Regions from separate parts of the Mus musculus genome. Here regions 2, 3 and 4 are each linked to region 1. Evidence: chromatin loops called from intact Hi-C (ENCODE). Cell type or tissue: heart. All regions are shown on one strand. Region 1 overlaps Fgd6 (FYVE, RhoGEF and PH domain containing 6). Region 2 has its middle 17 kb from the start of Mir331. Region 3 overlaps Vezt (vezatin, adherens junctions transmembrane protein). Region 4 holds the start of Vezt (vezatin, adherens junctions transmembrane protein).

Evidence for each region. A loop is a pair of places that touch in the nucleus more often than their neighbours do. Peaks named below come from ENCODE experiments on the same cell type or tissue, not always from the same donor. Only the 100,000 strongest peaks of a DNase experiment are listed, where the experiment ranks them.
Region 2: it touches region 1 in a loop (11-fold over the local background); 12 of 42 quality-filtered maps call a loop at or near these places.
Region 3: it touches region 1 in a loop (6-fold over the local background); 20 of 42 quality-filtered maps call a loop at or near these places.
Region 4: it touches region 1 in a loop (8-fold over the local background); 29 of 42 quality-filtered maps call a loop at or near these places.

Annotation. Positions count from the first base shown.
Region 1 is chr10:94,111,769-94,119,768 of GRCm38, reverse strand. The region is part of intron 8 of Fgd6 (FYVE, RhoGEF and PH domain containing 6); the gene reads right to left. Among named protein-coding and RNA genes, the nearest start is that of Nr2c1, 32 kb to the left of the region's middle. In heart, a CTCF peak has its summit at 3,307 (motif pointing right); a DNase peak (open chromatin) is centred at 3,288; H3K4me3 peaks cover 349 bases; H3K27ac peaks cover 1,841 bases.
Region 2 is chr10:93,942,518-93,950,517 of GRCm38, reverse strand. No RefSeq gene overlaps it. Among named protein-coding and RNA genes, the nearest start is that of Mir331, 17 kb to the left of the region's middle. In heart, a CTCF peak has its summit at 4,957; no DNase peak of the experiment used is centred here.
Region 3 is chr10:94,009,501-94,017,500 of GRCm38, reverse strand. All of the region lies in intron 1 of Vezt (vezatin, adherens junctions transmembrane protein), which reads left to right. Among named protein-coding and RNA genes, the nearest start is that of Vezt, 22 kb to the left of the region's middle. In heart, a CTCF peak has its summit at 4,126 (motif pointing left); a DNase peak (open chromatin) is centred at 4,100.
Region 4 is chr10:94,031,729-94,039,728 of GRCm38, reverse strand. It overlaps Vezt (vezatin, adherens junctions transmembrane protein), which reads left to right and starts at 3,930. Exons shown (of 12, transcript NM_172538.5): 1 at 3,930-4,059. The coding sequence starts at 4,024. Fgd6 (FYVE, RhoGEF and PH domain containing 6) reads right to left here and starts at 3,728. Exons shown (of 21, transcript NM_053072.3): 1 at 3,419-3,728. The coding sequence starts at 3,434. In heart, a CTCF peak has its summit at 3,754; a DNase peak (open chromatin) is centred at 3,768; H3K4me3 peaks cover 3,201 bases; H3K27ac peaks cover 2,134 bases.

The sequences.
Region 1 (8,000 bases):
CATATAATAAAAAATAAATAAATCTTTAAAAAAAAAAAAAGAAGACGGTGTGTCATCTCAGGACTAACCCATCTCACCTAAGGCACACCAAAAATGCAATCCAGGTTGCCTAACGTTTCCTTAGTATGTTTGGTCCACCATACAGGAACCACCTTACTCTCAATACCTACTATGAAATCTCAAGGCATTAATACACCAAAGGCCCAAGAGACAGATTTTTCAATCTAATAATCTACCGATACTCAATAACCAAAGTAACTCCCCATGTGTTCTAAACCAGTGCTTTCCAAAGGCAGCTACCTCTGCCCTCGGGGGACATCTGAGAGTGTCAGGAGACATTTTCCACTATCTCGGCTAAGGGGGAAGGGTGCTACGGGTAATCTGATGGTTGGAAGTTAGGGATCTAGGTGAACAATCCTGATACAGCCTCACAGCCGATAACCCAAATGTCAATATGGCTTTGGTCGTGAAACCCTAGGCTTGATGAACATGGTACGCAAACAACAGAAACGACACAGTGTGCTATAATATGGGGAAAAGCTCTAGTTAATGAATCACTGGAAATCGAGGACACTGCCCTTGTTATCTATCTAGTTTCTTTCTTCCTATCTCACCATCCCCCACCGCATGGTCTGTTGTGTACTTTGTGTGTGTGTGTGTGTGTGTGTGTGTGTGTGTGTGTGTGTGTGTGTGTGTAAAGCAGGGTCTTGGGCATGTTCTATCACTGTCCTTCAACTGAACAGCTTCCCAGGCTCTTCTCAGACGCCCTGTCTCCTTTGAACAGGACATGACATATCAGTTACTCACTTCACGCTGCTCTCGTTTTGGAGATCCATATCCCATCACCCACTACCACACAGCAAGTCCTCTAAATAAAGGCTGACGCCAATGAACCCTAACACCAGTAGAGGTGTAGAAAACGGGAAGAGAACAGCACGTTTAAAAACTGCGTGTGTAGGACCTAGTCTCTTGTTTAACAGTATCAGGAACAGATACGCTTTCTGCCAGTAGATTCACAGGTCATGCTCACAGGCAGATATGGAAGCCTGGATGCTAGCACGGGTTTTCCAAATGTATTGACAACAGATGCACTCCAACTGCTGAACCTCCCCGTCTCTGCGATAATGACCCAAGAGCCCGTGGAGTCCGGATATGCATATTATAACTATCCATGGTGGAAATCCTTCCTTAGTGTTACATGTGACCACAGTAAGCTCCCCTGAGGCATGGCAAAGCTTCCGTCTTGCCAGGGGAAGTCACTAGAAATTTAGATCTGAAGGCATCCAAAACGCACAGGGAGGAAGGCATGCGGCTGATGATATATAAAAGAAATCACGAAGATTATTGAAATATTCTGCTTACACACTAAGCTTGACCTTCTCTCAGATTTAAAAAAAAAAAAATGCTTGTTAAGCCAGGCACAGTGGCTCATGCCTGCCACTCTAGCTCTTAGGAGCCTGAAGAAAAAGGGCTGTCTGGGGTCTAAGGCTACCCTCGATTACATGGTTGCGTTTCAGGCCAGCCTAAGCAACAGAAGGAGAGGCTCTGTCTCAGTAAGACAAGACAAGTTATTTTCACATTGACTCTACTCAGAATACATTCCATACATAAGCCATGTTTGATGAATCAGAGCTTAGCAAGCCTATGACTAAAAATGCTAGGGTCAAGACCCTATACAATGCTTCATGCCTGTAACTCCAGCACTTGGGAGGCGGGTGAATTCAAGGCTAACCTCCAGAACAGTGAGACATTGTCTCAAAAGCAAACAAAACAAATGTTAGGGTGGCCAGGAATTCATCCTTTAAAAACAACAACAACCAGTTAGTTAGTTGTATCTGTGTGAGGCACATGCATGCCACGATGAACATATGCAGGTCAGAAGACAAATTATAAGGGCCAATCTCTCTTTCTAGTATGAAGTTTTGGAACTGAACTCAGGTCATAAGGACTGGCAGTAAGTACCTTTCCCTCTGAGGCATCCTGCCACCCCAAGTTTCCTTTTTAATAGATATTCCTAACATCCAAGTGACTTCCCTTAAGCTTGTAGTTAGCTGAAGAGTCTTGATAGGAAAGCTGATTGACCTAAATGCCAGGCTCATGGCAAGTTCCTCTTCAGTTCTTGCTCATCTACATAGAAATATATTCCTAGAGAAGGAATTGCTCGTTTACCCAAGGAAAGCTTCCTGGAAGGCGTGTATTAGGAGAACCTGAACTCAGCTTCATTCGCCAGAGCCTGGTAAGCATTTAGGTTGCCTTCCTCTGGTTGGCTGTTTGGTTCGGACTAGTTAGTGTTCAAACTAGGCTGCTGGCCTACCAGCGTGAAGTTTTACAAACAGTTGAGTACAGTCACTACACAGAACATATACTAAAGGTGCTGCTACCACAAGCTATTTTTTAATGATTTATTTTTATTTCACGTGCATTGGTGTTTTGCCTGTATGAGTGTCTCTGTGAGGGCCTGGGATCCCCTGGAGACACAACAGACAGTTGTGAGCTGCCGTGTGAGTGTTGGGGATTGAACACCCGTCCTCTGGAAGAGCAGCCAGTGCTCTTGACAGCTGAGCCATCCCTCCAGCCCCGCTTCAACAAGCTAGTCATCAAGGAAGGAATGCTGCTAAGCTGGCCTTCTGCCAATTAAAAAAAAAAAAGTGACATCGGTGTCTACAATTCGACTTTGTAACTAACCTGCCAATCCGTCTACGGTCCCTTCAACAGTTATGAATCAGTCGGGGCCTCGGCAGCAGCCAGCGGAGGATGACTACTGAGAGAGAGTGAGTCAGGCAGCACTGAAACCTCCAGCTGCCCGTGACTGGCTACAGCCAGGGTGAAACCAGGAAGGGAGACCAGACAGACAACCTGCATCCTCATGGCCATTAGTTACCATCTCCTAATTAGGGCCTGGCCCTGTGGAAACCTTCACAGGAATCACGGGGCAGGAGATGATCCAGCTGCCAGGTTAGGCCTGTACCATCATGAGTTTCCTGCCCCGGCCTAAACTAATTAAGTATAAAGAGTTGTTTTTAAAAAAAAAGAAAAAGGAAAAAAAGAAACTGTTGCAAACCCCCATGAGACTATTGGTGCTCTTTTAAATCAAAACTAGGAAAGAAGAAAACCAGGAGTGGTGGTGCCTGCCTGTGACCTCAGCACTTGGAAGATGAAGATCATAAGTTGGAGACCTCATATTAAAAGCAGGGAGGGAGGGGGGAGGGAGGGAGGGGGGTCAGTCAGAGAGAGGTGTTTGGGGAGACAGAAATGAGAATTACTGGTATATAGACATCACGAAATGCACCTTTAGGCCACCAGGTGGTGCCATTGATTAATTAACTCTTGAGCACCCTGTCCCTTATCAGGAGCGTGAAACCATTGAAACACACCACAGGCAACCCCGAGGGATAGGAGAGCTACCTTTCTACTCACACAAGGCCCAAGGATTTGGGGGTGGGGGTGGGGTGGGGGTCCTAAAACACTCCATCTTCTTGAAGGTCTACATTTTCTACACCAGAGCTTCTAGTAAGCCTCACCCACTCTTAATTATCATCAACCAACTAAAAATAGAAACTACTCAGAGGTTAACCCTCAGTAAGTGTCAGTCATTGGCAGTACTCTAGAACTTACTGCCTCCAAAGGGCCAGAGTCCCGGACTGTGCTGAAAGTGGTTGGTGGCAGAGCACAGGAAATGAACTCTGGAGGAGGGTTGTTCCAGAGTCAAATGTTTCAAACTGAAGGACAAGGCTCGCTGTGTTAGTTCAGATTTCTTCTTTCCTCTATAATCTGCGATGAGTTTTGTGACACATGAAAGAACTGCAGGATCATGAGAGAGGACATCTATTCATGCAATGAGCCTGGCTTTACAAAGTCTCCAAGTTAGAAACCAGCAACTTGAAATTACCCTGGCCCTCCAAAGATCATGTCGTCTGAAATACGAAACAGAGGTCCACACGTCAGCAGTTTGGGAGAGACTCCTGCCGTTCTTTCTAAGGAATCAGAGGCTGAGATGTTTACTGGCTTTGGAAAGCCATTTGGCAACTGTTCTGCTAAAGGAGCGGAGCAATCAAATGACTCCTGACAGCATTCTGCTCATGGCTAGACAAGTGCCCTGCTCAGCCATCATCAGAGAAGCTCTCTCCTGCAGGGGATGCAAGCTAATAAAGAGAGCCACTAGTGGATGATATGCAGAGGGAGGAGAGGGAGGGGAAGGGGAAGAGGAAGGGGAAAAGGGAGGTGGGGAGACCTTAGAATACTCAATCCTCAAGTAGGAGGTCTCCATCAAATCCCTCCCTTCAGGGCTCAGGGAACTCTATAAGAGCCAGTGCAGATGGAAGGCACCAAGAAAGAAGACCTCTAGACCCAACAGGACTGATGCACATAGGACCTCAGAGGCTGTGGCAGCACACACAGGGCCCTTGCACAGGGCTGACACAGACAGGGTCCTGGGTGCTGGGGGTGGTGGTGGTGGTGGTGGTGGTTACAAGCTCCTACCCCTAGCCCAGAAGCCCAGGTTATTATCTCCAACTGATAACGGCTCACAAAGGAAGGCACACAGACTTCACTTAAGGGGCTGCCCCATGCCAAAAACAAAATAAACTCAATGGTATTTTTGGAGACAATTTTCTTTCTCTGGGCATTTTTTTGTTTTAACCTGATAGGTCTTTTGCTTACATACTACAGTTTCTGACTTTGAGTTTTATGGTATGTGTGTTTGTGTGTGTTTCGTGCTTTTTCTTTCTTTTCTTTTTTTTCTTTTCTGTTTGTTTTGTTTTACTCTAGCTTGTTTTTTTGAAGAGAGAAAAGAAGGCATGAAGTTGGGTGGATGGGGAAGATCTGGGCTGAGATCAAGGAGGGGAAAGAGTCATCAGAATATATTGCATACATTTTTTTTTCTGTTAAAGAAATTCTTACTTCCCTGCTCTAGTAATGTCCAGCCAAGGAACAACCTTGTAGCTTTTTTTTTCCAGTTCACTTTTATTTATCTTTTTTGACCCATTCATATTTATGGTGTTGGAGATCAAACCTAGGCTTCACATGTGTTAAGCAAGCATTTGACTACTAAGTCCCTATAGCACTTCTGGATATGAACAAGAATGGGGGTGGCTAGTACTATAGTATATGACAGCAATCCAGCTACTTAGGAGACTGAGACAGGAGGATTACAAAATTGAGGGACAATAACAACACCCTGTCTAGGGTAGGGACCAACCAAATTAGACTGAAAAACAAATAAACAATACACTATATAAAATAGTGTGAAACCTACTTTAATAAAATGCATTATAAGAAATTTGGTGAGTTGAATAATGAAGAAAATTTAAACCTTGACCATCTCTCTAAAATAACATATACAATATTTTTTAAATAGGTTTTCATGCAGCCCAACTTGTCCTTGAACTCCTGATCAATAAAGCTTCCACAAATATAGGTGTGTGCTACGCAGATGGATAGTCTCTCTCTCTCTCCCCCTCTCTCTCTTTCTTTCTAAAAAAGACAGTGTCTTGCTATGGAGCACAGGCTGGCCCTGAGCTTTCAATCTTCCTGCCTCAGCTTCCTGAGTGCTGGGATTATAGCTATCACTTTCGGCATGAGCACAATTTTGGATTGTTTCCTTCTGGCTTTATAAATGCCTGGTGTGTCTTGGCAATCTATTGCCTGACAGTAGTCTTAAATCTATTGTCCAGGCACAGTAGATGCTATGAGCAGCATCTTATCTCACTCCTGAAAGTTAACAGATTTGGATAAAAGGTGTAATCGTTTTAATTCTAATGCAGATCACTGTCTTGATAATCTGTCCTTTTTTTCATATTTCAAATTGCTTTTGGGGGAAAATCACTATGAAAAATTAAGATTTTGAAAAGCAATCTCAAAAGGCTGGCCATAGACTTGGTTGACCTTGAACTCGTGACCTTCCCTCTCCCACCTCCCAGGTGCTGGTATTAGGAGAAAATGCACACACTTCTCTAAAGATGCTTCTAGCAACTTAGGACTTCTAGTCTGCTGTCCGCTACACGTCCAGTCCACTCCACACGGAAGAGCAGAACCAGCTCTGCCCCCATAACCATCAAACGTAGACGGTTTCTATTCAAATGCATTCCCAGTTATACTGAGCATACAGATCGGAGCCATCTTCAGCCTGGACTAATTCTGTGAATATGTACTAGGGAAAGTGTGTCCTTTGGGTGGACATTTAGGGAGAATCCCCTAATACCATAACTGGGAGTATGTATGATAAAATCAGCTGCATCATGGGAAGGCCCGTGCAAAGTAGAAATGTGGTTATTTAACTGGAATCTGTTTGTTAAAATAGGGGACCACCCAAACTATGTCCCTTAGTACTCAGGAATTCCTAGCCAACAGCCCAGGGCCCATGAGTACTCTCTTCTGCTACTGGGCTACTGAGCCAAGTTTCCTTGCTACTCTGAAATCTGTGGATGCTTATTTCAATCCTCGTGTAAGGCAAGATGCCAAGAACCTGGACACACTGGGCTCAGATAGTGGACACTGGTGACACCGTTACTGATTAAAAGGTACCATGACCCCTAACTCTAAATCACCCATTTTTCAAATGCCACTTCTAGTCTTTAAATATGTGGCCTAGGCCTGCCGTTATAAATGTGGCATTTGTAAACTAGAAAGGGAGCCTTTATTCTATTTTATTTTATTTTATTTCTCTTGAGACTCATGGCTTAGAATGCAAGAAACACCATTCACGAGTTAAAAAGGGCTCTTTTGTGGGTGATGGTGTTTCTTATTGAGATACAGGCTCAACCTGGACCTCAACTGAGTACCTTAATACAGGGCAGAGTCAAGGAAAAAAAACCAAAAAAACCTTTCTTATCTAGCCAAGAGTTGGACGACTTTGTCCTGAGAAGGCAGCTTCAAAGGACTCATGGCCCAACCTGAACCCACATTCATGCTGTGGTGAGATCTAATGGCACGTCTTAGGATGGGTAGACCCAGCCCCGCAGCCTTCTTACACTGGTGAGGCATGCCTAGAGTACCCTGGAGAAGAGTCACATGCAAAGGGAGCCTTCGAGAGATGACTCTGAGTTTTGAAGACTCCCTTTCTTACTGAGGGAGCAATCAAGGCTGTCTGTTGATCGATTGGGAATCTCAAGGGCACAGAAAGGGCCTCTGGCACATTTAAGCCACTCTGCAGTGTAAAGGAGCTCTTGTCCACGTGTGTCCCTACCATCCTACCAACAGAACAAAGTTAGACTTAGGGAGATGAGTGTACTTCACTATGCAGCAGCCAAGTGAAGAATAAAGCAAATCTAAGTGTCAGAATGAGCTCAAGTGTAGCTGAATTTCCATGGTTTCTCCAATTGGAACACTTCCTGTGAGCCCCCACTTCTGACAAAGACTGTGAGAGAGACTCTAGTGACATATTCTGCTCACTAAATCTCTGCCAAAACAAGTCCCAGAAACAGAGGCATTTGGCTCCTTCCAGGGAATCTGGGTCAAACTTGCACTAAGGATAGAAGAATAACTTTGTAGCGATCTCCACTGGTAGAACTTGGGTTTTCTGCAACCTTGAATGGACAAAACTGAGCAAACAAACCGGCAGACTAGATTTTCACTAACCTTTATTGTTTTGTTTCTATAAAACAGGGTCTCACTCTGTGCCTCTGGCTGTCCTGGAACTAGCAAAGCAGACCAGGCTAGCCTCAAACTCAAAGATCCACCTGCTTCTGCCTCCCAGGTGCTGGGATTAAAGGCGTGAACTATCTCACCCAGCTCCATGTTCATAAACCTTGAAATGAAATAAGAGTTTCTATCTACCAGGAATCGTGGTAGTAAATCCCAGAAGTATTAACAACCTTTGTGACTTTATCACCATGGAAATCCCAGATATTTTATGACGGCTTATGGTTGAGGCAGACAACACAGAATACTGCATACTCTTACTGGCACTGGCTCTAAATTACTCCATCTCCCATCAGATACTATTTAATTCAGTACTGAAGAAGCACACTTGGCTGGGAGGATGCAATGTTCAAGGTCATCCT
Region 2 (8,000 bases), 170 kb after region 1:
CAGTTTCGCAGGTGCTGGGATTATAGGCCTGAATCATCATGTCCTCTATGACATTTTAAAAGATGGTAATGGTCATCCCCCTCCCCCTTCCCCTGTTTGCCTGAAAGGTCTATCTTCTGTAAACATGGTCAACCATCAGACAGGAATTCAACAAGCCCTAATGGGGCTACATCTCTGCCCTCAAAATGAAAGGAGTGAATTGGCCTGAGCCAGGCTGACTCCATGACAGGCTCCAGACTAGCAGTTCAGGAGACCGGGCCTGAGTTTCTACTTCCTGGAACTGGGCAAGTCAGTTACCGGAACAATCACAGGCTTATGTAAAAGGAACCCCACCCCAGCTTGTAAAAGGACAGTTAGCCAGACTTGTGGCCAAGAGGACTCCTGAAGCAAGAATACTTAGTCTGAATCATAGCATCACCTGACCCCCAGAGATAGAACCCACCAATCAAGATCTAGATTGCCTAACCTTCCCCAATGTTCCTCTTTTTGACTTTAAAACTGACTCTGTAAATTCAGTCAGGGTCCTTCCATTCTGATGGAATTGAACCCCTGCATGCAGGAATCAATGTCCTTTGCTTTTGCATGCTATTTGAGTCTGCGGTATCATTCTCCATCAACTTATAGACCCTAACAAGAACATGCATTTTCCAGATTTGACTGTTGGAACTAGAGGATCCTTGAGATAGTGCAACCCAGCTCAATTTACAGATAAAGAAACTGGGAGATGGAAAAGTTCATGGCCCACTGATGCCTAACAGGTCAGATAGAGGTAGTTCAACACTAGAACCAAGGATTGCTCCTTTCCCTATAGAGACTCTTCCCGACACCTTTATTAAAGTGTGTCGGGTGTGTATGTGTGTGTGTGTATAAAACATAAGGTCTACTAAAGTTGCAAGGTAATTCCAACAGAGAACACATGAACACTCTTAATGCCAAATAGAAGGATTGTATTACCAGCCTGTGATTGCATGGGGAACTTACCCAAATAATGCAAGCCCTGAGCTATACTGCTTTTTCTCTTTTATCCACACAACCCTGGTAGACAGACACACTTCAGTTAGCAAGAACAGTTAGGGAGAAACAAAACTATAGAAGCCAAACAACAAGGTTAGTACGTTTAGGGACTTCCCTAGGTCCTGGAACTATGGACTAGGTCTTTGATGGATTGGATCTATGTAAAGTGTTGGGGTTTTCATGCTGGGTTCTAAGGTCAGAATGCGTCTCCAACATGATGCCAGTTGTGCTAAGGTCTAGGATCCTGTTACCCTGCTGTAGCCATTTGAAGTACAGGTCAATGGTCTAAGTAAATCCCCATTGTTATGCAACCACCACCACCTCCCATCTCTAGAACTCTTTTTCATCTTCCTAGTTGAAACTCTGTTCCCATTAAACACAACCTCCCCATTCCTCTAGTATCCCCCACATTCTATTTTCTATCTCCATGAACATGGCCATTCTAGATCTTGATAATTCTGTTTTTTTAAAGAGACACCAGTCTCACTGTGTTGCCCAGATTGCCTCAAACTCCTGGGCTCAAGCAAAGCTCCTTCTTCCCCACCATTGCCTCCGTCTCCCTGGTGACCCTGACTGTAGAAAGCACCTTCACCCCGGAGTGTGCTTGATTTTCTGAGTTACCATCAGATACCTTCCACATCATCTGTACCATTTTACATCCTGTCTCTTGCATCGTGGCCTGCAGTAGAGTAGGTAGAGAGAGGACACTGCCAATCAACTGCAGGCCAGTACTAGCTTGCTGTAACATCTTGGCCAAGCGACTCAGGCTGAACTTCTCCAGTCAGGAAGAGATGGCTGACCATTGGTTTGCTGACTTCATGGAACTGTTGTAATGTGAGACACATACAAAATGAGACATGCCAAATGCTTTATGAATTAGAATCTGCTGTATACTGTTAATCATTTGGACTAGACTTGAGCAAAGTCCAACTCTACAGGAGAATGCAATAGAATATGAGGAAGGGAACTACTCTTTTTTTTAAAGATTTATTTATTTATTTTATGTATGTGAGTGCACTGTAGCTGTACAGATGGTTGTAGGCCTTCATGTGGTTGTTAGGGATTGAACATTAGGACCTCTGCTCCCTCTGGTCAACTCTGCTCACTCAGTCCCTGCTCGCTCCAGCCCAAAGTTTCATTTATTATTATACATAAGTACACTGTAGCTGACTTCTGATGCACCAGAAGAGGGCGTCAGATCTCATTACAGATGGTTGTGAGCCACCATGTGGTTGTTGGGATTTGAACTCAGGACCTTCAGAAGAGCAGTCAGTGCTCTTAACCGCTGAGCCATCTCTTCAGCCCAGGGAAATGCTCTTTAAAGATGCTTACTGTCCAACAAGAGATGTGGCTCTCTTTCTCTCTAAAGCATATGCATTCGGCTTCTAAATAAAAAACATGATTGCTAAGCATGCATGCTGGGAAGTAGAGAAGGTGTGACAGCTGGTCAGGTAGATGATGCTTGCAGTGCTGTGTTGGTAGCATTCGAGCCTGTGTTTACAATCCTCCACAAGCATTTCCCTTAGAACAACGTGGCTTACTCCTTCTGATTGATGAGAGAAGTTCCTGAAACGTGTCCAACAGATTCCTTAGCCCGTAAGTAAACCATAACCTCTAAAGAATCAAGAGTGGACTCTCTATTAGGAAATTAAACAGTGGTGGCACAGACCTGTAATTCCCGAACAGTGGAGGCTAAGGAGGCAGACTGAGAGTCCCATCTCAAGAAAGCAAAAGAAAACAAACAAAACAAAAGATGTGCAGTGGCTTTAGGAAAGAGCACAGAGCTGTCGGGTTTGACTTTAAATTCTAAATATTAAGTTCACTTTATCACAAATAAACTGTGTGCCAATATTGATCCTGAAGGTACTGGAGCGAATATAACAAAAATAACAGTCTCTACCTTCATATGACCAGAGCCAGAACTAAGGCTCTCAGGCGGTTAAAGCAGTGTTGACAAGCTCTGTAACTACTTACAGAACCAAGCTACTGCCACAATTACAGACACTTTTTCTGGACATAAGGGACACCACCCCACAGACTTACTTTCTCTCTCTTTTTTTTTTTGTAAAGCATCTTATTTATAATTTTTATTATGTATTATGAGGTAAGTTATTTTTATTATTAATTATGTTATTATTTACATCTCAAATGGTGCCCTCCTCCCAGCCCCTCCTCGAAGAGTTCTTCTCCCCTTCCCTCCTCCCCTTCACCTCTGAGAGGGAGTCCCCATGCCGGCATCCCCCATCACTAGGGCATCAAGTCTCTACAAGATTAGGCACATCCTCTCCCACTGAAGCCAGACAAGGCAGCCCCTCTGCTACATATGTGCCAGGGACCTCAGGCCAGCCCATTTGCTCTTTAGTTGGTGGCTTAGTCTCTAGGTGCTCTGAGGGGTCCAGGTTAGTTGACACTGTTGGTCTTCCTATGGGGTTGCCATTCCCTTCAGCTCCTTCAATCCTTCCCCTAACTCTTCCATAGGGTCCCTGACCTCAGTCCAATGCTTAGCTGTGAGTATCTGCATCTGTCGCAGTCAGATGCTGGTAGAGCCTCTCAGAGGACAGCCATGCTAGGCTCCTGTCTGCAAGCACAACACAGCATGTAATAGTGTCAGGGTTTGGTGCTCACCCATGGGATGGATCCCAAGTTGGGCCAGTCACTGCTCGGCCATTCATTCAGTCTGTGCTCCAGTTTGTCCCTGCATTTCTTTCAGACAGGAACAGTTTGGGGTGGAAATATTTGAAGGTGGATTGGTATCCCTATCCCTCCACTGGGGGCCCTATCTAACTCTTGGAGGTGGTCTCTTCAGGTTCCACATCCCCACTGTTGGGCATTTTGGCTAAGGTCATCCACATTGAGTCCTGGGAGCCTCCCCCATCCCAGGCCTCTGGGACATGCCTGCCCGCCAGCTATTTGATATTGTTGCTGTAACATGCCTGCCAGTCATTGACACAGAAAAATAATTTGACTCAGAGCAGGATCATGCTGACCACATACCCTGTTATGTTCTGTATGTTATAGGGCTTGTTAGTCTTTAATAATTCCACAACTATAAGCCTCTCATAGGGCCCATCAAATTAAAGGTCAATATGAACTGTTATGTCTAAAACGGCTTGAGTCAGGGCTAACCACTACGCGGTACTACCAGCACCTGTGTATAAGCTCATTGTGGGTTTTGTGGTTTTAGCCTTTTATAAGCTGAGCTTGAGAAATGTCCAGCACACAGCTTTTAGCTCTCGAGCCTGAACTGTTGCTCTGGTCAATCAGCCTTTACATGGGTGTTCAATAAACCATCCCTGTCTGACTGAGATCAGTGTTCGTGTGGCTTGTGGGGCCACTTCCTGGTAGCCCAGTAGTTTCCACAAGTCACACTGAGTCAGAAGTTTCTATTTGCCTCACTTCTGTCTTTCCCGCTTGAAGACAGGGATCAATAGAACAAACAGACCAGTGTAAACCTGTGACCTGGAGGTTTGGCAATAACATTCCCTAGTGACAGTCATGTTCCTCCTGGGAGCCCTGGGGTGACAAATGGTATTGTAGCAGATGCATACGTGCCTGGAGAATAAATCCTCCCTCACCAAGACGGGCAGCTGACGTGGACTGTCAGCTCAGTGTCCACAGTGAGCTCTGCAAACTTCCTGCCTTCATTAAACTATTAGAAAAGTGTAGGTTCATTTACTGTGACGATCTTATCTATCTTCAAAGAAATTGAATCTTAATGGGATAACAGATGATTCCTCCCACACACACACACACACACACACATTTTCCACTGAAAGTTACAACATAAATCCATTCGGCCTCATTCTAAGAGCCGACATGAAGCTGTGCCTATCCAGCTGACCCTCCAAACACCATCTGCCTGCAGTCTTCCCTTTTTAGGGGCCTGGAGTTTTCTGGCTCAAGGACAAGACACGTTTATTTCCAATGGATCAACACTGTCACCCAGTGGACAGAGAGACAGTTCAGCAGGCTGAAGTGTAAACCTTCTCTCGGCTTGACAGCCAGGGTTTAAATAGGAACCTGGTTGTTTCAGAGGGTCAGGAGTGGGTGAGTTGTCCACTTTCCCCCTGTCAGGAACTAAACTAACTTCATTCAGCTGAGAAGCCTTGGATCTAGATGTCAGGTGAGTACAACTTAACCAGGATGTGTGTTTCCTCTCAACCATCTCCTCTGCCAAGATTCCCAGGGTCTAATAGGCTGACAGGAGCTGGGTGATCATTAGTGAATCACTCCTCAAGTAAAATAGCCTAGTGAAGTAAACTGTGAACTTTGAAAGCAGCCGGAGTTCAAACCTGGGTTCCACTACTTGCCTGTGTGGCCTCAGGCAAATTACTCTGCTTCTCTTACTTACAAAAAGGGGATTGACTGATTAATACACATTTTCATAGTTTTACCTAAGGGAATACTATATATTACTTTACTTGTGTAATGTAAGAAATGAAACAAATATCCTATTTTGTTTGTTTGTTTCTTTTAAGGGATACGGAACTCATAAAATGACTAGAAATGTCCAGCAAGGAAACCGCGCTTGCTTCAGCTCCTGACCCATCGTGGGCATCTATTAGTCCCACAGTTTGGCCTATCTGTCACTGTATGTTAGCTTTGCCCTCTCTAGAAACTTGGATGAGGCTATTTTACTTACGGAGTGGTTCTACTTGGTTGGAAATGGCTATTTCCTCGCTAGCTTATGTGCATGCACTTCTTAAAAGTGAGACCTGACCTGCGTCACTCCAGTAATGTCCGTGCCGACTCCTAAGGTGGGCTGTGCAGTCTTGAGTTTTGCTCTGTATGAGTAGGCAAAGGGAAGGAGAAGCCCAGGCAGATGCAAATCGTTCTGGTGTGTGAAGGGGGGGGGGGGGGAGCGACCAGGAAATCCTTGTGGGAAGTCAAGCTTTCTAGCTTCTCATTCATTCAAAGACATGGTATTTTTCCCTACTAGGTTTCAGACAGGGCCACCAGACCCATAAACAAACGATGACACACTCCCAGGAAGCTATTTAGGGCTCCCCGAGGGCAGCGCCCTAAAGACAACTCACCAGGAGCAGCTGGTGCTTTGCCAGACTCCAGGCCTTTGGCGTTTGCAGGCTTAGTCTGATGAAGGGCAAGCCTTTCAAGCTCTGATTCACCCCTCAGCATAGTTCTGGGGTTAGCGTGGGAGCCAAGCAGTGGGAACTTCCACTGGATCCAAAGGGAAGGTCTTAGAGCAGCAGTTCTCAGTCTGTGTGTCACAACCCCTTCAGGAACTGCATATGAGATACTAACATTACAATTCATAACAGTAAGACAATTACAGTTATGAAGTAGTAATGAAATGATTCTTATGGGGGGTGGAGCACCACACCATGAGGAACTGTATTAAAGGGTTGCAGCATTAAAAGGGTTAAGAACCACTGCTGTAGAGGCTAAGTAGGAGAACGGCACGGTCATGTCCGTGTGTTTAAAGAACACGTAACTGTGGTCTTTTCCACCCATGTCCCAGTTCCTGAATAAGAACTTGCAGGCTTACCCTATGGGTGGAGCAACATTATGAACTAGCCAGTGCCCCGGAGCTCTTGACTCTGGCTGCATATATATCAAAGGATGGCCTGGTCGGCCATCACTGGAAGGGGAGGCCCATTGGACTTGCGGGCTTTGTGTGCCCCAGTGCAGGGGAACACCAGGGCCAAGGGGGGGGGAGTGGGTGGGCAGGGGAGTGGGGGTGGGTGGATATGGGGGACTTTTGGTATAGCATTGGAAGTGTAAATGAGCTAAATACCTGATAAAAAATGGGAAAAAAAAAGAACTTGCAGGCTTATTATTTATTAATAAAGACCTAGGCCTTAAGCTAGGCTTGTTCCCCGACTAGCTCGCAACTCAATCATCCTATTATTCTATGTCTGCCAAATGGCTGGTTACCTCTCCTCAGTTCATAAGACCGACTTCCTCCGAGCCCGAGTGGCAAATCCTCCCACATGACTATTTCCCAGAATTAGTCTCTCCCCCCCCCGCCCCCGCCAGATGTCCCACGTTCTAATCCTGCCTCAAAACTAATTGGCTAGCAATTTTTTTATTGACAAATGGTGTTTTTACAAATGCATAAGAGATTATCCCTACAAGAACACCCTGTAATGGGAACAAAACACCCATGGAAGGAGTTACAGAGACAAAATTTGAAGCTGTGACGAAAGGATGGACCATCTAGTGATTGCCATATCCAGGGATCCATCCCATAATCAACTTCCAAATGCTAACACCATTGCATACACTAGCAAGATTTTGCTGAAAGGACCCAGATATAGCTCTCTCTTGTGAGACTATGCCGGGGCCTAGCAAACACAGAAGTGGATGATCACAGTCAGCTATTGGATGGGTCACACGGCCCCCAATGGAGGAGCTAGAGAAATTACCCAAGGAGCTAAAGGGAACTGCAACCCTATAGGTGGAACAACAATATGAACTAACCAGTACCCCGGAGCTCTTGTCTCTAGCTGCATATGTATCAAAAGATGGCCTAGTCGGCCATCACTGCAAAGAGAGGCCCATTGGACTTGCAAACTTTATATGCCCCAGTACAGGGGAACGCCAGGGCCAAAAAGGGGGAGTGGGTGGGTAGGGGATTGGGGGGGTGGGTATGGGGGACCTTTGGGATAGCATTGAAAATGTAAACGAGGAAAATACCTAATTAAAAAAAAAGAAAGATATAAAAAAAATAAATAAGTAGGAAATATTGGAGGGACCAAGACCAGAAGCAATAAAACCAGATAGAGATGACGTGGGAGACAACAAAGGCCCCCATATGAGCAGAAGCGATTGAATGTTTGCCGGGGAGGAAGTCAGAGTGATAAAGACATTGAGAAAATCCTAAGGCTTTGCACACAGCTACTGAGTTCAACTGGTAGAGCCGCTCAGAGCAGAAGAGGCTTTCAGGATCCACATCGGACTCAGTTGAAAAGAAAAATGTATTAGTGGTGCCTGCCATAGGCACAGCACTAGAGAATATTGGAAGA
Region 3 (8,000 bases), 100 kb after region 1:
AAGATTTCTGACCCTGTATACATGTAATGGTTTAATTGTGAAAAAGTTCTGAATGTTTTATAATCATAAATAATCCTTCCTGCTCATGAAAATGTCAATGTACTTTTGGATTGTATTGTCCGAATATTTGATTTAAAACACTGTTTGAATTCCTGACTAAAGTTTAACTTTTTTTTTTTTTTTTTTTTAGCATAGAATAGAGTTTATTTAGGGCATGGGGAGGAGAGTTAACACGCTAGTAGAGGCAGAGAAAGACAGACAGAAGGAGAGAGTAGAGAAACTTTTTTTTTTTTAAAGAAATGTTAAATCTCTGGGCAGTGGTGGCGCACACCTTTAATCCCAGCACTTGAGAGAAAGAAGCAGGTGGATTTCTGAGTTCGAGGCCAGCCTGGTCTACAGAGTGAGTTCCAGGACAGCCAGGGCTACACAGAGAAACCGTCTCAAAACTGAAAAAGAAAGAAAAAGAGAGAGAGAGAGAGAGAGAGAGAGAGAGAGAGAGAGAGAGAGAGGAAGGAAAGAAGGAAGGAAGGAAGGAAGGAAGGGAGGGAGGGAGGGAGGGAGGGAGGGAGGGAGGGAGGGAGGGAGGGAGGGAGGGAGGGAGAGAGAGAGAGAGAGAGAGAGAGAGAAAGAAAGAAAGAAAGAAAGAAAGAAAGAAAGAAAGAAAGAAAGAAAGAAAGAAAGAAAGAAAGAAAGGTAGGTAAAGAAAAGTTAAATCAGGCTGGAGGGATGGCTCAGTGGTTAAGAGCACTGACTGCTCTTAACCTGAGTTCATATCTCAGCAACATGGTGGCTCACAACCATCCCTAATGAGATCTGACGCCCTCTTCTGATGTGTCTGAAGACAGCGACAGTGTACTTACATATAATAATAAAATAAATCTTAAAAAGAAAAAGTTAAATCAATTTGGCTTGATATTAGAACAGATTTACAGGGTTTTCCTGACGTGGCAAATCCTACTTCTGCCATTTTGTACTACATATGTACACATATATACACATGGCCAGCAAATCATACTTCTGCCATTTTGTACTACATATGTACACATATATACACATGGCCAGCAAATCATACTTCTGCCATTTTGTACTACATATATACACATATATACACATGGCCAGCAAATCATACTTCTGCCATTTTGTACTACATATGTACACATATATACACATGGCCAGCAAATCATACTTCTGCCATTTTGTACTACATATGTACACATACATATTTATGTGAAGCAGCATTCTCAGCATTGGTGATGGTAAAATCAAAATATCAGTTAACTCTGGAAAATGTTGACAATGCTGTAATGTGTCCTGCAGTATCAGATAGTCATCGTGATTTAATTCTGTATGATAAGCAAGCACTTCTATCCCAATAATATACAAACTTGCTTAAAGTTTTTTAAATGGTAAAATTATATGTCTGCTAAAAACTTATTTGAAATAAATTTACAATATATTATCAAAAATATTTATTTGCTTTTTTTATATGTATCTACCTAATATTGCATAAACTTGATCAGGTAAAAAATGGAACACAAGTGGAAAATGTTTAATAAGCCCTGACCAATCAGCATAGTCATGCAGGGTTGGTTCCATGAGGCCTTGATCCTTCCCATAGATAGCAAAGTCAACAGATGCTTGAGTCTCTTATACAAGATGAGATGGTGTTTGCATGTCCCCTGTACACATCCTCCAGTGACTTCATACCTACTCTAGGCACTTAGGCTCATGATATAATGTAAGTGTTGTATACTTGTTTACAGAGTGAGGACAAGAAAAAAGTAACAATTTTGCAGATTCCAGTTTATCTTCTAAGTATCACCTCCCCATGGTTGTTTAAATCCACAGGAGTGAAATCTATGGCTATAGAGAGCTGAGTCCGTGGACACTGGTGGTGTTTTCCATGTCAGTATAAAGGAAGTCACCCAGGAAGGAACCATTTCTGAAGGAGGCTGGGTTATTTAGACACCGGCCTTTCCAAGTTTCAATCTATGGCCCCGTTCATCAGATACACATTTCTTACCTTGATGCTTACTCCAACAGATGTCTTCCAATAACCAAAATTCACTTAAATTCTATTAAATTCAAGGAGAAATAGTCTACTAATCCTTTAGCTCAGCTAGAATTCTTGCAAACCTCAAGTTTCAAAGTTAAAATGAGGGCATGGCACGACTCTGAAAAGAAACTCACCTTGCTGCCCATGGTAGTGCACACCTGTGATCCAAGCCCTCAGAAAACTGAAATAGGGTCACACTTGCAGTATGCGGCCATCTCCATGGAGACAGACGGTTCCAGGAATAGGGTTTACTCCCCATTTCTGTCCTCGGGAGGCTCTTGGATGTGCCATGCCATGAGATGCATGGTGGGAGTCTGCGGTTCTGCAAAGCTGACGATACGGAGACATCAGAGTGATGAGGCAAAGACCATTGTCAGTTCCTCCGGCCATGGTGGTTTCAGCAAGTGTGGCTGGCCCTTCTGTAACACAGCTCTTCAGTTGTGTCAACCTCCAGCCCATTTGTAGTTTGTCTTTTAATTTTTTCCTCCCCCCTGGGTACCTATACCACTTATTATTAGAAGAGTTGCCACCTTCTGCCATCTTTGACTAATTCTTCTCCATGTTCTGCTGTGTTTGAAACACATTACAAGAAATAATTTAATAGTGAAAGTATTTTATCCAGCCTGTTCATTTCTGAACTGAACTTAGTTTTAAACTAACAGCATTGACACTTTTATATAATGTTATCATAGGCTATTAAAAACAAACAATACTGCATTAAATGAATGGTTCAGGCTTTACAGAGACATTGAATAGAACCTAATATCTGGATGTTGGGCACAGGGGGTAGGGGACATCATGATGTGTCCTAAGGATAAGACCTGAATAAGCTATTTTCTTGAACTTTTTGTTCAACAAAAACTTGGAGCTTTCTTGTCTGCTTTTATTTTTATTGCAAAAATATGCTTCAACCACCAGAAAAACCCTAGCATAACCCAAACCTCTCGGCTCTTTTCCTCCCTTAGCGGAATTCTTTCTGGTGCTGTGGTGTGTGTTTCTGTCAGCTAGGATTTACAGGAACAGTAAACCACAAGGATTTCCTGAGGAGGAGCTCCCACATGCTGTGTCTGAGCTTTCTCCTATTGCTTTTGGCAGCGGTGATTCACTTCAAGACTCCAGAGTTATACTTTGTGTCCAGTGTTAATGCTTTCTTTTCAAAAACCAACCAAAATATTGTTAATTCTGTCTTGCTTAAACCGAGGAAAAGAGTTAGGCTATAACAAATCATGTGTATATCCTGCACACTTCATTTGCAAAGTTACCATCAATGTGTAGTAATGCTCATTATATGAAAAATAGATATTTCGTACATTTAATTGGTTCTTAGCACTACTGCCCCCAAACCTAAATAATAGTGGTTAGGGTGTTTGCAGTAGGGCGGGAACTCTACTTTGTCATAAGAAATTGCATTTTATATTGAATGATCAAAGTTTTCTTTAAACATGTTTATTTCTATTTTATGTGCACTGGTGTTTTGCTTACATGTATACCTGTGAGAGGGGTTTAGATCCCTGGAACTGGAGTTAAAGGCACTTGCAAGCTGCTGTGTGGGCGCTGGGAATGGAACCCTGGTCAGCCAGTGCTCTTAACCACCGAGCCGCACTCCAGTCCCAGTGATGGAGTTTTGATGCTGCCGGTTTTCACCTTTTTTGTGCTTCCTCGGCTCATCAGTCAGCTTTCCTCTTCTTCCCACTTCACTAAGAAACGTTCTGTTTCACTAAGGCTAGCCTTTCCCAGGGTAAACTATCACTAGTCAGATTTTGTCATAGCCATTTGCCTTTGCTGTAAGGATTAGAAAAGACTGTTAAAATACTTCTTGCCTTTCAATGAGCACATCTATTTAAATCTTTTCTTTATATACTTCATTCAGTAGATTTTGAAACAGAAGAGGGGAAAAAACTACCAACAAAACAAATTGCAATAAATAGAATGCAAAAACAGATAAAAAGATGCCCTGATTGGCTGGAGAGATGGCTGGGTGTTTCAGAACTGGTTCATCTTCAGGAAAGCCAGGTTTAACTCCTAGCACAACTGTCTGGAACTCTCCAGGATCCAGCGCCACCTTCTGGCCTTCATGAGCACTGGATGCGTGTGTTGCACAAACATGTGCAGACAGAACACAATAAAAAGAAATAAACCCTTTAAAAACAAGATTCCACAAGTCTTCTATTATTCCAGTTGCAGTAAGGATGCTATCAAATATATCAATCTACTCGTACTCATTTTTTCACTTGGAATTTTTTATTAAATTCATTGCTCACATTATTACTCCTAATGAGCTTATTGGTATTTTTAAGTAAAACAAATATTTTAATTTTTCACTTCTAATTTCTGACATGATAAATGTCAATAAACAGCTATATAACAGAAGATGATCTTTGGTTTCTTCAGTTTTTTAAACTATAAAGGTTCTTTTATTTGAGGAGGGGGTAAATTGTTTATTTAGGGCTTGGGTTGATTTATTTATTTATTTTTTGAAACAGGGTCTCATGTAGCCCAGGATAGCATCAAACTTGCTTTGTTGCGAGCGCTGGCTTTGAACCCTTGTCCCTCCAGTCTCTGCCTCCCCAGTGCTAGGAATACAGGTTCACCCCATAGTGTTTGGCTTCACTGGATCTTGATTTTTTTCTCTTTTTAAATAAAATACCTTCTATTCTTTGATATTTTCACATATAAACAATGTATCATTTACACCCCAACTCACTCCTTCCTCTCCCCTAGGTCCCCCCAACCCTTTTATGTCTTCTTTGTTGTTGTTAGTAACACACTGGTTCAGTTAGTGCTGCCTGTCCAGTGTGACCCATCCTGTTGACTTGACCGTGCATAGGTAACTGCAGCTGCGGTGAGTTCGTGGGTACAGTGCTTGTGTTGTGGGGATCTTGATTTTGAGAGCCACTCATGAGAATGTGCTTTCTTGAGAGCTATCAACTAATATCTAGATTATTTAGCAGTTTAAAAGAAACAGAAAGAGCATGTTAGCCCCAAACATTTTTGAAGAATTAATGTAGGACTGGAAAGAGGGCTCAGTGGTGAAAGTACTTATTTCTCTTGCAGAGGACCTGGGTTAGGTTCCTAGCACCCAAGGGCACCTCCTAGTCATCTGCAGCTTCACTTCGCAGACATCCAGGTCCCTTTCTGGTGTCTGAGGGTTTCTGCACTTACATAGTACATATGAACTCAAGCAAGCACACACACACACACATACACATAAATTTAAAAATACATCTTTTTTTAAAAAATTAATGTAAAATAATAATTTCACTAAAAAATGTTTTCTGTGTTTTCAAACCATGCTACAAGGTCTATCTGGGCCAGTTCATCTTGGCTAACATTCAGTTACACCAAAAACGGTGTCTTTTCAATTGTATGTTATTATTTGAATTTTATATTTTCTTTTGGCTCAGAAGTTACTGAAGCATAAAAGTAAAAATAAAGCTGCAATCTAGAATGCTGTGATAAATATAAAGAGTAGAGCCTTGGTGTTCGTGCAGGATCTGGGTTCATATGTGAGCAGAAGTGGTATGATTTGCACTGCCAATCACAAGTAGAAAACCACAAAAATGAAGTATATAATAGGAAACTCTAGGAATTTCATCTATAGATGTGTCCTCTCTCCCACCCGCTAAGCTTCTTCTCAGAAGAAAAGCTGGTCTCAGCAGAGACTATAACTGGCAGAGGAGGCAGTAAGTTAGGGCCATTGGGCCAGATTCTCTCCATCTTGTTTTTTGTAAGGACTGCTGTACAAAGAATGGTTTTCCTTTTTTAAATTATCAGAGAAAGTATCAAAATGATTCTATTCTGTAACATGAAAGTGGCAGGAATTCCTGATTTCCCTGTGGATAAAGTTCTGTTGGGTCATAACCACACTCCTGGGTTTGTGTCCATTGTTTCTGATTGCTTTCACTCTGAAGCATTGGGCTTGACTCTTCTACCAGAGACCATATGGCCTGCAACTCTAGAGTAACTGCACTTTGATCCATCTTATTTATTATTCTTGCCCCTGGGAGTTCTTGTGAAGAAAAGGTTCTAAAAACAAGTTAGGGGTTTTGTTTTTTTAATATATAAACTTTTCAAAAGATGAAGCCAAACAATATGCTAGTGTTCTTTTGGCACCCTGAAGTCAAAGCAGAGTAGGGCTCATAGCTCAACTTGAAAAGCACTCTTTCAATAAACAGTATAGGCGATTTTAAAAGGAACCATTTGGAAGTTGGAGTTATAGCTTAGTTGATAAAGTGCTTGCCTGTCACTGGGTTCTGTTCCCAACACACAAACTACCGGAAACAGCAGGAGGGTCAAGGTCATTCTTTTCTCTATAGCAAGTTCAGGCCAGTCTGTGCTACAGGAGACCCTGTCTTCATAAAAAAGCACACACTACAAAGCCAGTGACAGCTGAAGGTGAGTGTGATGGTGCATGCTCATATTCTAGCACTAGGGAGTTCTAGGCCCACCAGCTAGTGCTGTATTAGAAAGCCCTTGCATCAAAGAAAATTAACCATATGTACTGTTGGAAATTTAACAGTTGAATAAGGAAATAAGAAACCCTTTTCTTTATACTGTTTAAGATATTTTTCTTAAAAGTGAAATGAAAAAGCCTTTGTCTCATGTTCCCAGTCTTGCACACTGGGTTCCATCACATTCAGAACTCAAGAATAGAATCCAAAGGAAACTGACGCTAAGTTAGGCATCTCTCCTGTTTGCATAACATCTCACACAGTTCTGTAATTGTCTGTTTTCTCTGGATAAAGCTTCTTTAGTGTCGTCTTCATTTAGACCAGTGGTTCCCAACCTTTCTAATGTTGCAACCCTTTAATACAGTTCCTCATGTTGTGGTGACTCCCAACATAAAATTATTTTCATTGCTACTTCATAATTGTAATTTTGCTTCTGTTTTGAATTGTAGTGTAAATATTTGCATCTCCCTAAGGTCTTGGGTAACCCCTGTAGAAGGGTCATTCAACCCCCAAAGGGGTCACGGTCTAAAGGTTGAGACTGACTGATTTAGAGAGCTAATAAAATGTTTCTCAGTGCTCATTTACTGTAATATTTCAGAGTGTTGGCTTTGTGGTCAAATTCTTTATTCAGTCCCATCCTTCTGGCTGAGTAGATATGTTGTATCATCTAGATAAGGGAATAACATTAATAATGATACATTGAGAATGCCCCATAGAGCAGTCAGTGAGATAGGACAAGTCAGATACTTAAGGTTTTGTCACAAAGTTTGTTGTGTCAAAGTTGTCTGTAGCAAATGAGTGACTCATGCAAACCCAAGTCAAACCTTTCCTGGAGCTCCTTTGTCTGCCAGGCGCATGCCTGACAGTAACAGTTACTGCCAAAGAGGGCTATGCCCTAAAAGGACGTTTTCTGGCTCTGTCAGTTCTATACAGACCCTCCAGTAGCAACAGCCAGAGCTCCAATGAAAAAAATTAGCTCCTTCCACCTGCCCCTGAGCCAGTGGTTCATTTGGCCCTTAAAAACATTTCCTTGAGCTGGAGGGATGGCTCAGCAGTTAAGAGCAATGACTGCTCTTCCGGAGGTCCTGAGTTCAATTCCCAGCAACCACATGGTGGCTCACAACCATCTGTGATGGGATCTGATGCCCTCTTCTGGTGTGTCTGAAGAGAGCAGTGGTGTACTCATATACATAAAATAAATAAATAAATCTTTAAAAAAACAAAAACAAAAAGCTCTTTCCTTGCCCTGACCCTCTGAGAATGTCCACCATGGCACATGAGCACCCAAGATTTCCATCCTTTGCTGTTGCTGAGTAAACTAGAGTGCATTTGGAGAGTTTGTGTCTCTCTTCCCTACTTTAGCTGGCAGCTCTGTTGCTGGTTTTGGAGCTGTGTCTCTAACACTGATTGACAGGTTTTTTTTTGTTGTTGTTTTTGTTTTTTTTTTTTCCAGACAGGGTTTCTCTGTGTAGCTCTGGCTGTCCTGGAACTCA
Region 4 (8,000 bases), 80 kb after region 1:
TCTGAAGGCTAAAGAGATGACTCAGTTGTCAAGAGCCCAAGACATGGGCTGGCGAGATGGCTCAGCAGTTAAGAGCACTGACTGCTCTTCTGAAGGTCCTGAGTTCAAATCCCAGCAACCACATGGTGGCTCACAACCACCCGAAATGAGATCTGACACCCTCTTCTGGTGTGTTTGAAGACAGCAACAGTGTACTTATTTATAATAATAAAGAAATCTTTGGGCCGGAGCGAGCGGAGCCGACTAGAGCAAGCAGAGGTCCTGAATTCAATTCCACAACCACATGGAGGCTCACAACCATCTGAACAGCTACAGTGTACTCACATACATAAAATAAATAAATCTTTAAAAAAAAAGTGCAATACATACTGTTCCTATAGAAGAGCGGAGTTCAGTTCCTAGCACCTATGTGGCTAGGGTAGAGAGTGGGGGTTGGAGAGTTGGGAAGGGTTACAACCGACTGGAACTCCAGTTCTAGGGAATCCAACAACCTGCTCTGAACTCTGCTGGTGCCTGTGCTCACACGCACAAACCTCTACCTACTACACACAAATATATATACATACATATTTTACAAATAAATCCCTTTAAAAGATGATGTTTTCAAAAGCAAGCAGGGTGAACTTCAATAGGATCATTGTGTAATTCCTTAATGACTAATAGGAACAAGTGAGTGCCAAGTCACTGGTACAGCAATATATGAAACCTTTCCTTACTGTTAGTTCTTTATTTTTAGTTTTCGGAGACAGGCTTTGCAATGTAGCCCTGGATATCCCTGAACTGCAGTCTTCCTGGCTCACCCTCTCTGGTCCTGGGATTACAGAGGCACAACACTATGTCAGCTTCATTACTATTTTTTAAAATTATATATTATGTGGTGTGTGTGTGTGTGTGTGTGTATGTGTGTGTGTGTATTCCACTGCATACATGTGTTAGATGAAAACATGTAAGACTTGGTTCTCTCTTTTCATCACGTGGGTCCCCAGTGCCCAAACTCAGGTCAGCAGGCTGTGACAGGAAGAGCCTAACCACTGAGCCATCTCACTGGCCCTTATTATTTGTAATGCTTTGAAAGAAGAATGGCTCAAAACAACACCAATAAGACATTATGTTATGATTCACTCCAATGCTCAAAACCTATAGTCAGTACACACTGTTTGGAAATGAATGCTGCACCTCTGGATCTTGATATTAATATTAACATCCAGACCCAAATGCTTCCTTAGAGCAATTCGGCAAATCTTCTATTTACACAGCTGTCTGGCTGCAGGGGAAAGCGAAGGTAGAAAGGACCACTGCTGTCTTACTGCTATAAACAGATTTGTCATCTGTTACACACAGGTGGCCGTGGCTCACGAGCACACTCTCTCTCTGGGCTATTCCACGAGGCCCCAAACAAAACCGTACAGGCATGAATGAGAATAGTGAGATGTTTATGCACACTATGATGGAAAGCTACTTTTAATTAACTCTCTTTTATTCCATGTACTACTCAGAATACTTCAAAAAATCTCCTCTATGAGCTCACACTTCAACCGCTGTATAAAAACAAGCAAAACCAAAGCAAACTCTTCCTCGGGACACCTGTCACTTAAAGGTGGTACAACAGCCCCCTAATAATAAATTAGGCCACCCTTCCCAACTACACTAGATCAGGCTAAAACTAACGCTCTGCTTCATTAGTAATTTTCCCCAAAGCTTTAATAAATTTCATTATTATGAAACCCCCCCCCACACACACACACACGACTAGCAAGGAAATGTATGTATAACTTCATATAATGGGCAGGAAAGAGAAACCTCAGTCCTCTTCCGTATCCCCCTAGATGTAACAAAAACTTACAATAAATCTCATCAAATCGGTGAGCAAAAAAGTAATGATTCTCAGCAAGCCATTCTTAAAAAAAAAAAAAAATCAACTCACTCAGCTAGACACAGGAAGTGTCTCTCTTTTAAATACCACAAAAATGCTGTGGATTTCCTTAATTGTAAAGTTGATAAGTATAAAAATAGCTAGCCTTGTTCTGGATTAATTTGAAGAAAACAATCGTAAACTTCCTGACTGAATTCTAGAAATTTTAATTATTAAGTTTTAAGTTTTTATTTTAAATTAATTATATTAATTCAGTCATTTTAAAAAGCTGAACGATGGCGAGGGTACAGAAACTTGGGCTGAAAACGATCCGTTGTTTAAATGGAACACATCCCAAAACTGAGAGAAACGTTTGTAAATAACTCAGTGCATGATGATCACGTGATGAATGCACATCACTTCAAAGAGAATAAAGGTCTCACTTTCTTATTGTTACTAATTTCTTGCCTGTTTGAAGTAATCCGGATTTTGCCTAGCAGTGTGACTCCTTCAAGGCTTTAGAAGTACAAATCAGAACATTTAGTGTGTGTGCTCTCCTGACAGTTTTCAAGTTGCAGGAATGTTAAACAAACGCCAAAAAAAGCAAAGAAAATTTAATCTGATACTTAAGTGCTAATTCTAGACCTAACTGAAGTGAAACTTACGCTCTTTTACTACAAAATCTCTCATCAAAGTTTCTTCTGATGTGGATAAAGATGCCTTTAATATATCCCATACCTTATTAAATTCTGGCTTTGAAAATGTGCTGTGTTCTTATAAAGAGACTGTCCCTTGGACACAAATTTGGAAGATTAGAAACTGTTCCTTAAAAAGGTCACAACACAATGAGCCAAAGTGCTTAAATTCACACAAAGGTAAGGAGAGGCTTTGTCATTTGGGTGAGTGGAAAGGAGGCAGACTGAAAATAGGGCTTTGTTTACACAGTCCAGGTACGAGGGGGGTGGGGGGGGGAGGAAGAAAGGAAGGAAGGAAGGAAGGAAGGAAGGAAGGAAGGAAGGAAGGAAGGAAGGAAGGAAGGAAGGAAGGAAAAGGTGAAGATGAGCAAAAAACAGGGAGGGGTAGGTGCAGGGGAGGGGGCAACTCGGTTTTGTTTTATTTTACCAACTAATAGTCCATACTCACTCAGGTAATAGGGCTCAAAACACCAGGGTGCAAACAGCTCTATCCAACCCTCCTTACAAGCGCGAAGAGTTTCAGTCAATAAATACTAGGTTTTCAAGCAACGCGGGCTAGTGGCGGAGTTTCTTCAACTCGCTGGAAAACTGTCCTAGCTTAGAATAACTGACTCCTCCACACCGGACTCCACGCTTCCCACACCGCGCACAGGCAGCGACAGCGCCTAAGTCACGGAACCCGAGCAAGCTCCGCGACGCCGTCCCATCACCTGGGCTCAGGGGTGGGGGACGCATCCCGGGGACCCCACAGCGGGCGCGGGCGACCGGCGCCAGTCCCGCACCGCCCACCCGCGGGGAACGCAGCGGGAGCCGGAGCCCGCCGGCGCCCGCCGCGACTACTCCCCAGCCCGGCGCGAGCGCAGCCACTTACCCGCGGCAGAAGTCATGACTGCCCCGCGCGGCTCACGCCCTCAGTCCATGGCTCCCGTTCAGTCCACACTCCCCAGAGTTTGAGCAGAAGACAAAAGTCCCCGCAGCGCCCACATTCCGTCCCGCACCGCCTGAGCGCCTCACAAAGGACGGACGCCGGCTCCCGCGACCCTCCGGCGGACCCGGGCGCTAGCGGCCAGCGACAGGGGGACGTGCACGAGCGCCGCTCCGCCGCGCTCCGGGACGATCGCCAGGCGCGCGCACGAGAGGAGATCGCAGCGGCTTCGCGGACGCGCGCCCCACCTCAACTTGAGAGAAAAATCCGCGCTCCAGGCGCCCCCTAGTAGTCAGGGGATGTAAAAGGCAGACAAAAGCCATAGCTCTCTCCAATAGGAGCTCTGGAACGCCCGCCCGCTCCCGCCCCTCCAGCCTACACGCTCACCCTCTTCTCCAATAAGCAGGTCGGAAAGGGGCGTGGGTCGCGATGCATGCCGGGAGTTGTAGTTTTCAGTGCCCCCGAGGTGGGCAGGAGCCGAAGCCTGGGTGCTGCCCGCCCTCCTGCCTTCATTTCCCATCGTGCTGAGGCGGGTGGTATGGCGGAGAAGGATGACACCGGAGTTTGACGAAGAGGTGGTTTTTGAGGTGAGGAGAAAATGGCGGGGAGTGTGGACCGTCTTTGTTTCCGAAGGACTAAAGGAAGAGCGAGAAGGCAAAGCGATTCAGAGGGGAGGGATAGGGTGACGGGCGCCTGCGGGCCTGGGTCCCCAATCCTCCGCTGTTTCGGGGCCTACTTGCTGCAGCCGCCTGACAGGTATAGCTCAGGGGATCCTGGCGTGGTTGGCCTCTGCCCCGAGCTCGCCCAGAATTCCCAGACCCGGCGCAATTGACCGGCCCTGGGCGGGAGCCTTGATCGGTTCTTACCCTATGGCTGCACCGCCCTGGACTGCGCCTCGTTGGGGCGGGGCCGAAACGTGCTGGATATTCTGTCTACTACTTAACCTCCTTCCCTTTTTATCTTTGATTTTTGCGGGCCTGTTAATCCATAAGTGCCTCCGGTCATCATCATCATCATAATCATCATCATCAAGGTGTGGCCTCTGGAATGCAGGCAGGCAGCAGGTGCCTTTCTATGTGGGGTTTAAGGTCTGTTAAGTGAGACCTGTGGCCAATGGTGTGAGCTCTGGCGTCTCAGCACCTAGGTTCCATTCTTTTGTCCTTGCTGTTGCGCTAAGTGTAGCCAGTTCTGAATGGAAGCTCTGGTCTGGATGTGAATGCTTTTGTGTTGGACTATTTTAAGATGTCTCTGCCATCTTGAATTTAAAAAATAAAGCCTAGTTAATGGCTTTAGTGCCATTTTTACCCCATCAGACAGGTCAATACCCACACCCTGGAACGTGTATGTGTATGTATTGAATATGTATGCCATACTTTCCCTCAGCCAACTAGATTTCAGGGAATTCATACAAGAGAAAGAGAAGAAATCCCCCGTGGTGTATAATGGGAGGGTGAGGTACGGTACAGAATGTGAAGTATTGAGATATCTAAAAACTGCCCGTGGAAGCATAATTTGGAACCCATTGTCCACTCATAGCACTTTAAAAAGCTACACACAGCAAGTGATACCCTAGGTAAATCTTCAGCTCTGAATGAAATTAGGAAGATTGATGGGAGAAAATGTACTCCAGGAAAAGGGTTTTATGTATGCCAAAGATCGGGGTGGGGTGACAATACTGAACGTGCAGCTTTAGGGGCTGGAGTATGGAGGGTTGCAAAGTGACTTAATATAGCTACAGTATCGAGGAGGGAAATATGACTGCTTTGCTATTATGAAGGGTCTAGATATGAGGACTTGAGTAGAGAGGACAAAGGCATACATTTTGGAAGTCAGAAAAATTAATACTGACTTGGATATTCATCTCTAATATGAAATTGAGGGAATGGCTACAGATTGAATGTGGGAGATAAAGAGGAGAAAAAAGTAGGTGGCTGAAATTTTTATTTTTTTACCCTGCTTTCTTTGGTTTCTGGACATAATAAGTGTGTTTTTGGTTTGCAGAGTTTTATTGGTCTGGGGATGTAGTTCAATGGGTAGAGCGCTTGGCTTGAATGCACAAGTCTCTTGGTTCAATTGGCAGCGCCACACAAACCTGATAGGGTGGTATACACGTGCCTGGGATTCCAGCACTCAAAAGGTGCTTTTAAGAGCATCATAAGAACTTCAAAGTATCAGCTACTTAGTGAGTTAGAGACTAGGGTGAGATAGGAGAGACCCTATCTTAGAAAACATTTTGTTACAAAAGATAAAAGCAAAAAAAAAAAAGATCTTGGAAGTTTCAAATGTGTGACTATGTTTGCATGGGGTTTTGTTTTGGTTTGGTTTGGTTTTCTAGTGTGAAAGATGTACCACAGAGTTTTGAATCTATTTTTATGTAAATTTAACTTTGTCATTAATCTTGTTCCCACTCATCCACTCCCTTTTCTTTTCGGAGATAGAAAGGGTCTTAGTATGGAATCCAAGCTGGTCTTGAACTTTGAACTCTCCCATCTTAGCCTCCTGGTATTATAGGTGTATCCCATCATGTCCCACAATAATATAAACATTATGTTTCTTAGATTTACATTTATAGATTTATTAAGCATTTAAAAATTTGGTGCTAGGGGTTGAACTCATGGCTTCCCCATGCTTAATAAGTACTCTCAGCCTAGCTTCTTAAAAATTGATTTACATGAATTCTCCTTCTGTTTTCTTTTCTGTTGGTCAGTGCATTGCTTTTATGTTTTATTATTTTATGTGCATGGATAGTTTGCCTGCATGGATGTCTATGCACCACATGTGTGCTTGGTGCTCTTGGAGACTAGAAGAGTGTGTGAGATCCCCTGTAACTAGAGTTATAAACAGTTGTGAGCCTACATGTGGGTGCTGGTGACTGAACCCCCCAGCCCCCGTCCTCTGGAAGAGCAATCAATGCTCTTAACATCTCGTTAGCCTCTGCATGAATTATTCATCTACTGCTTTGCCATTATCATATGTGTAGACTTACTGTTCCAGCTCTCTGCTTAACTTTTTGATTATTGTCACACGAGAGTATACATAAGGCATATACACATACCAAGAGCGTACACAACGATGGGTGTGCGAATAATAAGTGGAACATCACTAACACCACTGCCTCCTTCCTGCTGTTTGTCAGTTTCTGGTTCCCACCCTAAGGATAAGTACTACTCAGAACTGTAATGACTAACCCAGATTAGTTTCATCTGCTCTTACTGTCTGTACACTGTCAGGCATCACTTACATACTTTCTTTTTCTTTTTCCTTGCTGCTTTGTGACATTCATTTATATAATTACCTATGCATTTTTTTGATACAGTATTCCATGTGACTATATGGCTCTTTTTAATCAGGTCTTCTGAGGGATGTACATTAGGTAGTTTCTGCTTTGAAATTGTTGTAAATAGTATTACTGAGGACTTTTCTTTATTACTATTATTAATAATATATGTATGAGTACATTGCCTCTATCTTCAGACACACCAGAAGAGAGCATCAAATCCCATTACAGGTGGTTGTGAGCCACCATGTGGTTGCTGGGAATTGAACTCAAGACCTCTGAAGAACAGTCAGTGCTCTTAACCTCTGAGCCAATGTGCGGTTTTGGTAAGCATATTTTTTTTGTTGGGTATATACTTAGAACTGAAAATGCTAAATTATAGAAAAGAGATGTATTTGCCTTACATAGATACTCTAAAGCAGTTATGGACACTCCTGTCAGCAGCATGTAAGAGGTCTCCTTATACCATATCCTCACCAGCACTCTTTCAGCTTTTGTATCCGTCTGATAGATGTGTATTGTTACTTTTGTGTGTTTTTCATTTCTGTATCGTCAGTATGGAACTTAAGATGACCACTGTGAGTCTTTATATTGGTTTTTCTCTTACTATTAAAAAAAACTGTGTACAAAGGTACAATTCCTTCATTATATATCTACCCGACATCTCTTAGGGTATATGTATGTGGCTTCTGCACATTTTTAAAAGTAAATTTTTATTACATGTGTGTGTGTGTGTGTGTGTATGTGTGTGTGTGTATGTCAGAAGCCAATTTGCAAGTGTTGATTCTCAGCTTCTACCATGTAGGACCTGAAGTCAAATTCATGACGTGGCAGCAAGTCCCTTTGTCCACTGAGCCATCTCAGTGGCAGCTTCTGTACTCTTAACAGTTCATTGCAAAGAATACAGTCTCCTAAATTCATTCAAATCCACTTGATCTTTTTTTCTTGTATGTATGGATAATGCTCCAAGGAAATACTCGTGTAACCCTAAAATCACAAAGATGTTTTCTCTAAAAGTTTTGGCCTTTTGCAATTGATCTGCTATTTTTTCCCCAATATGCATATCTGGTTGGCCTGGCATCATCATTTCCCCCACTAAAATGTGTTGCCTGTGTTATAAATTGGAGCACCACCTTGTTTTATTGAGACAGGCCCCATTACGTAGTCCTGGCTGGCCTGGAACTCACTATGTAGAATAGTTCAGACTCACAGAAGTGGTATCCTTGCCTCCTGAAAGCTGGGACCACTACT